Linked DNA regions of Mus musculus: region 2 is linked to region 1. A link is a loop called in an ENCODE intact Hi-C map of the cell type or tissue named here. Cell type or tissue: heart. All regions are shown on one strand. Each heading gives the region's core, and the rest is flanking DNA. Links, peaks and the distances in the headings are about the cores only.

The links. Hi-C counts contacts between places; a loop is a spot of excess contacts. Peaks named below come from ENCODE experiments on the same cell type or tissue, not always from the same donor. Only the 100,000 strongest peaks of a DNase experiment are listed, where the experiment ranks them.
Region 2: a loop joins it to region 1, with 2.6 times the contacts of the local background. A loop is called at or near these places in 4 of 42 quality-filtered maps.

Annotation. Positions count from the first base shown.
Region 1 is chr2:71,210,538-71,213,448 of GRCm38, forward strand. It overlaps Dync1i2 (dynein cytoplasmic 1 intermediate chain 2), which reads left to right and starts at 1,409. Exons shown (of 16, transcript NM_010064.4): 1 at 1,409-1,537. In heart, for the core only: no CTCF peak of the experiment used is centred there; a DNase peak (open chromatin) is centred at 1,164; H3K4me3 peaks cover 1,558 bases; H3K27ac peaks cover 1,568 bases.
Region 2 is chr2:71,054,195-71,057,105 of GRCm38, forward strand. Mettl8 (methyltransferase like 8) reads right to left here and starts at 1,412. Exons shown (of 10, transcript NM_145524.3): 1 at 1,177-1,412. Dcaf17 (DDB1 and CUL4 associated factor 17) reads left to right here and starts at 1,550. Exons shown (of 14, transcript NM_001165980.1): 1 at 1,550-1,925; 2 at 2,301-2,404. The coding sequence starts at 1,800. In heart, for the core only: CTCF peaks have their summits at 1,335 (motif pointing right), 2,068 and 2,268; a DNase peak (open chromatin) is centred at 1,447; H3K4me3 peaks cover 2,003 bases; H3K27ac peaks cover 1,706 bases.

The DNA of each region.
Region 1 (2,911 bases), core at 224-2,723:
GTGACTAAACAAAAACTATTTGGAAAGAAGGAAACAAAGTCTGCATAACTAAACGCTCTTTGAAATTTTAAAGCTTCAAATTTGAGATCAATATTAAACTTAAACAATGTTCTTCCTGTCAGTTTTCTAGAAGATAAGAAAGTAATGCTTTGGTATTACCTTTAATATTTAGCAAATAACGCTTTAATACTTGGCAAATAATGCTTCAGATTATTCAAATAAATTCTTCAAGCCACATGCATCAGCCCATGCACTTCTGGTAAATTCTTATTTCAATTATTTTCTTTATATTAAAAATCTAACCAGATCCAATAGTATAAAATGCTTTCTTACCAAACACACTTTTTGGAGGAAACTATTCTGTTATAAAATACTAGAAATTATTTTTATGCTAATTATTTTTTTGTTTTGTTTTGTTTTGTTTTGTTTTTAGAGACAGGGTTTCTCTGTATAGCCCTGGTTGTCCTGGAACTCACTTTGTAGACCAGGCTGGCCTTGAACTAAGAAATCCGCCTGCCTCTGCCACTGTCTCCGGAGTGCTGGGATTAAAGGCGTGCGCCACCATGCCCTGCTTAAATTAATATATTTTTATTTAAAGATTTATTTATTTTATTTATACAAGAACACTGTAGCTATCTTCAGACACACCAGAAGAGGGCATCAGATCTCATTACAGATGGTTGTGAGTCACCAATGTGGTCGCTGGGAATTGAACTCAGGACCTCTGGAAGAGCAGCCAGTGCTCTTAACAGTTGAGCCATCTCTCCAGCCCCAATATATGTTTATTTTTGATCTTGTGTCACATGCTACAAGAATCCTCAATAATCCATGGCCCCTGCAAATCAATCTACGAGCACATGCCTATAAATAAACTTCTTAAAATGCCCTTTTCTCAGGTTCATTATGGAAAAACAGGACTTAAGATTTTGTTAATGTTGGGCCACAGACCTTAAGCAGCACATGCTGCATTGTAATCATTGTTCCACGGAAGAAAACACCTTCAATACAAACTCTGGAATGTTCTCATTAGCATTTTAAGGGCAGAAAGATGGCCTTGGTGCTGGGGACAGGAAAGCTAAGACTGACTACATATCCCAGCATTCCTTGCCTCTAGTGGGACCACAACTCCCACAGAGCTTCGCTCGCCCAGGCAGGGCGCCTGGTTGCCGGGACTTGAAGTTCTCTGGAGGTATTGAGGGCTCCGCCCCAGGATGTGAGGTGTGGTTGTCCAGCTTTTGCCAAAGCGGAAACGCTTCGGGCCCCGGGCCGGTGTATCTGTTTCAACCGGGAGATTCTGTTTTACAAAAGGTAAGTCACGGAGAGGCCGCCCCTCTGCGCTGGGCGGCAAAGACTCTGATTCTGTGTGAGACCGCGTCTCGGCGCAGCCATTTGTCCCTCGGCTCTCGCCGTAGCGGCCGCCGCCCATCCCTCTTTGTGTGCTTGGGACGCCGCGGATCTGCGGCGGCGACAGTTGGAGAGGGACGTTCCCGGGAAGTTACCGGCCAGAGAAAGCGATCTCCACTCCGCCACCTGACAGGTCGGTCGGCCGCGCTTCCTTCAAGTCCCTTTTGCCTCTGATGGCCGCTTTGGAGCTCGTAGGGCCGCCCGGCCGATATTCTGACAGCGCCGGCCCGGGTGACTCAAAGCGGCCTGGGGAGGCCACCAGGGCCCTTGGCAACCCTTCGGGACCCTCCGCAGGCGGCCTGGACCCTCGGGATTTGTCCTGCACCCGTCTGGTGGACCTCGGACACACCCCAGCCCGGACCGCACCCTCTTGGCCTTAAGCCTAGGGAGAAAGTAATTCCTTAAGCTTTGCTTGGTTTTTATTAATAAAGATCACTACTACTTGGGTCAGTAGCAATGACCAGGCACCTAGCGTGTGTGTTGGAGGTCTCTGAACACTGTGATTGTAAACATCATTCTAGACACTTTCCTTTTTCCGGAGTTTTAAGAAAATGAACCTGTCAGTCACGGAGCAGAGGCCCTGACCTGTCTGATAATGAGGGAGCTAACTGATCGCCCGTGCTTCAGCGGGACAAAATAGTTAGAGTTGAAGGAAGAAGTATTTCTTCAAACTAGATTCCAGGCAGTATTGGTATATTGTTGACAATTGGTCCTAAACAGAAAATAATATGTATTATTTATCATACATAATACAAAAAAAAATCATACAGAGTGATGTGTATGGAAACTTTCTTCAACAGCCCTTACAGTATGAAGCTTTTTAGAGACCTGAAAAGAGTGGGTGAAGAAACACGAGCTTTGCTTTGCGAGTTTGTTCAAATGACTTGGTTGGGAGTATATATAAGAGTGTATATTCTAGCTGCATATGTATCAAAAGATGGCCTAGTCGGCCATCACTGGAAAGAGAGGCCCATTGGATACGCAAACATTGTATGCCCCAGTACAGGGGAACGCCAGGGCCAAAAAGGGGGAGTGGGTGGGTAGGGGAGTGGGGGTGGGTGGGTATGGGGGACTTTTGGTATAGCATTGGAAATGTAAATGAGCTAAATACCTAATAAAAAATGGAAAAAAAAGTGTATATTAAAGGGATTTCCTGTTACTTGCTCACTAGTTTTTGCCCACTGTCCTGTCTTTCTGAAGTACGCTACCAAGAATTCTCCCTTTTTCATTTACATAGAAGAATGTTTTTCATTTTCATAGATGAATTTTTCCTCCTTACCAAATTTGCCCTTAATCCAACTTTATTGTGATCCTAAGAGATTCCTAGACTTTTCAAGAGGTTATTAACCCAGTTTCCTTAATCAAAAGCATTTAATCCTGCAGTTGTATGGAGAGAGACACTGACAAAGGTTGAACCAGTAATGTAGAGAAGGTAACAAGGTCCTGGCTCCTACCTTACATTGAGTCCCTAGGTTACCTTTCCAGTTCAGAAAGCTCCTCGTTCCTC
Region 2 (2,911 bases), core at 236-2,735, 160 kb before region 1:
TGGTCCAAACCAAGAAAGACAGCGCCATTACAGTAGAGCAGCAAGTGAGGGGCATGGCCCTCATGTCTGAATGGGTGGTCTGCATCCAGTTGTTGGGACTTAATATGTTAAAGTGAATGCGCGGAAGGTATGATCACAATATGCCCACTACTTGCTACTGTTTTTGTGGTAATAGTGGAGCATAGTGGCATCTTAGAAGTCATGTGAAAAACAAGCACAGAAACCAAAGCTCAGCCATGGTGGGAGAGCACAGAAAGACAAGAGCTGCGACAAGAAAGACAAAAAGGAAATGATGAGTGCAATTCAGCAATGATTTGCATTTCGCTTCAGCCAAAGAAAATCCAGCTATATTTTTCTGGGTTCCAGCATTTCAGTGACAGCTGCATTCATGAATGACCAAATTAACTATTGTGGAGCTTTCTAAAAATATACAAAGCACTCACTCCACCGTATGCTATAAGCAGGTCATGAAATATCAGGGGGGGAAAAAAAAAACCTCCAACAAAACAACCAAACAAACAAACAAAAAAGCCAGACCCCGAAGGAAATGCATCAAGGGTATAAGAGTTTTCCATTTAAAACAACAAAATGAAACGGCTAACGTTTGATCCAGCACATCCATCCTGTACTGTACTTCTGTCGATCAGAAAGCTGGTGTGCTTACTGACTTTTTCTTTAAGCACTTAAGATCACGGAGTGGCATGCCAAGTCTATTAAGTCTATGTGGGAGATGCAGACACCACACTAAAGGGGTTTACAATGAGGTTACGGGTCGCATTTGGTATACAGTTACGGAAATTTTTAGTATGTTAGTAATTTTGAACACGCAGGCTGAGCTAGTTCACAGAGAATGTTATTTTTTACTTAGAGAAGTCAACCTGGATTATCTTAGGCAGTTCAATAAGAATGCAAACATTTCATATTTTATTCCCTATAAGGGGGAAAAATGGAAGGAGGAAGAAAACACAGCAATTACCACAAAACCAGTCAGGGTCCCCGCTGGCCACACAAGGACGAGCCTTTGGGAAGGAGAAATTCAATCCTACTTTGATGGGAAAAACAGCAACTTTCACCACTAATTACCATACAAAAGCATAGTGGTTACACAACTAAATGTTGAAGTCAACCTCATCCACAACGTCCCAAGTGCGGCTGAGGGAAAGCCACGGGGCGTACCTTTGGAGGGTCCCACTGGCCACAACGCCCCTCTGGACGCGTGGCCAGAGCCTTGCAGGGCCAAAGGAGGGGTTGGCAGTCGTCCCACGACCAGGGCAGAAAGGGACTGCTTCCTGGGACACACAGGTGAAGCGACACCACCAGGTGGCTGCACAGCACCCACCAAAGCTATCCAGGTTTACCGCGTGCAGCCCGGAAGGCTACCCGACCCACTGCGCAGCCCTACGGCGCAGCCTATTAGGGCCAGGAGAGGCGGGCTAGGGGCAGGGAGGGGTGGGGCGGGGCCAGGCCAGCCCTCGCTCTGCCTGACGGGAATTGTAGTTCTGAAAAAGAAGCCATAGGGGCGGAAAAGGCCAAGGGGACTACATTTCCGGGAGAGGGAGTGGATACGGAGGGCCGCGAGGTGCAGCGTTAATCCCGAGAGCAGAAAGAAGGGCCAGGAAGGCGCCGTTGATTCTGTTCCTTTGCGTCAAATCCGTGTGTCGCTACCTCTTGATCTCTGCCCCGAGTCCCCAGCGCGGGGTCCCGCGTCAGCCTTCCTTTGAGGTTCGCAGGTGGCGGCTGCCACCCCTCGCGGAAGTGAGGGGCGCGCCCCTCCTGGGCCCTGCGGACCCCTAGTCTCCATGGGCCGGACCCGGAAGGCCAATGTGTGCCGCAGGCTGAGTCGCCGGGCTCTGGGCTTCTATGCACGCGACGCAGGCGTGGTGCAGAGGACGAACCTGGGCATCCTGCGGGCGCTGGTGTGCCAGGTGACGCCCGCCGAAGTCGGGGTGCCCGGGGTCCAACCTCCTGCCGGGCTGCAGTTTTTTACGCGCTCTGATACCCCTTTGAGGGTCTTACGTGGGGAGGGGCATCCGTGTCCCGCAATTAGGGTATTAGAAAATAGGTACTCAGGTCCGCCGCCTGGCGTAGTTTTTAAAAAGCTTCTTTTGCCTTCCTGCAAACAATCGATTCAAAACTTGGGCATCCAACTAAACCGACATCTATGGGCAGAGGGAGAAAAAAAAAAAAAAAAAAGGAGAAACAATGTACTTTAAAACTGTAGATTTCAACTACCCACCGAAAATGGTTCCATAGCAGGGGACTGAGTTCTTTCCTAAACTGAAATTCTTTGTGTCTTTCAGGAGAGTACTAAATTTAAGAATGTTTGGACAACTCATTCCAAGTCACCTATAGCCTATGAGAGAGGAAGAATATATTTTGACAATTACCGGTGCTGTGTCAGCAGGTAAATTCTTGGTGATGATTTTTTTTTTTTTTTGCTATAATCCACCTGACCCTAGTTTTTATAGAACCACGTGGCTTCTTTAGTACTTAGTGAAATTGGAAGATGAAAAAAAAAAAAAAAATGAGTCCATAATAAAACTAGGTGGAAAATGCATGTGATCTTAAAAACTCGTTAAGTCTAAAGTTTCGGACTTCATCTTTGTAAATACTTTTATTTCACACAAAATTATAGCACAGGCAAAATAATACGTTTCTCAGCACAGTTTGCTGTTTTATACCCATTTAAAGATCAGAGTCCAGAAAATGGGTTGTGAAATAATTAGATGCTGCTTAGGAGACAGGCATTTTGTTTTAGAAGTACTTTTTTTTTTTTCCCAAGAGAAAAAAAATGTTCAAACAAAAGTATAGTATTTGTAGATAAATAGTATTTAACAGCCAGCCTCCATCCATTCAAGGTCAGACTGAAGAGAACGACACAGTGAATTGATGCTTCCATGCCCGTCACCTG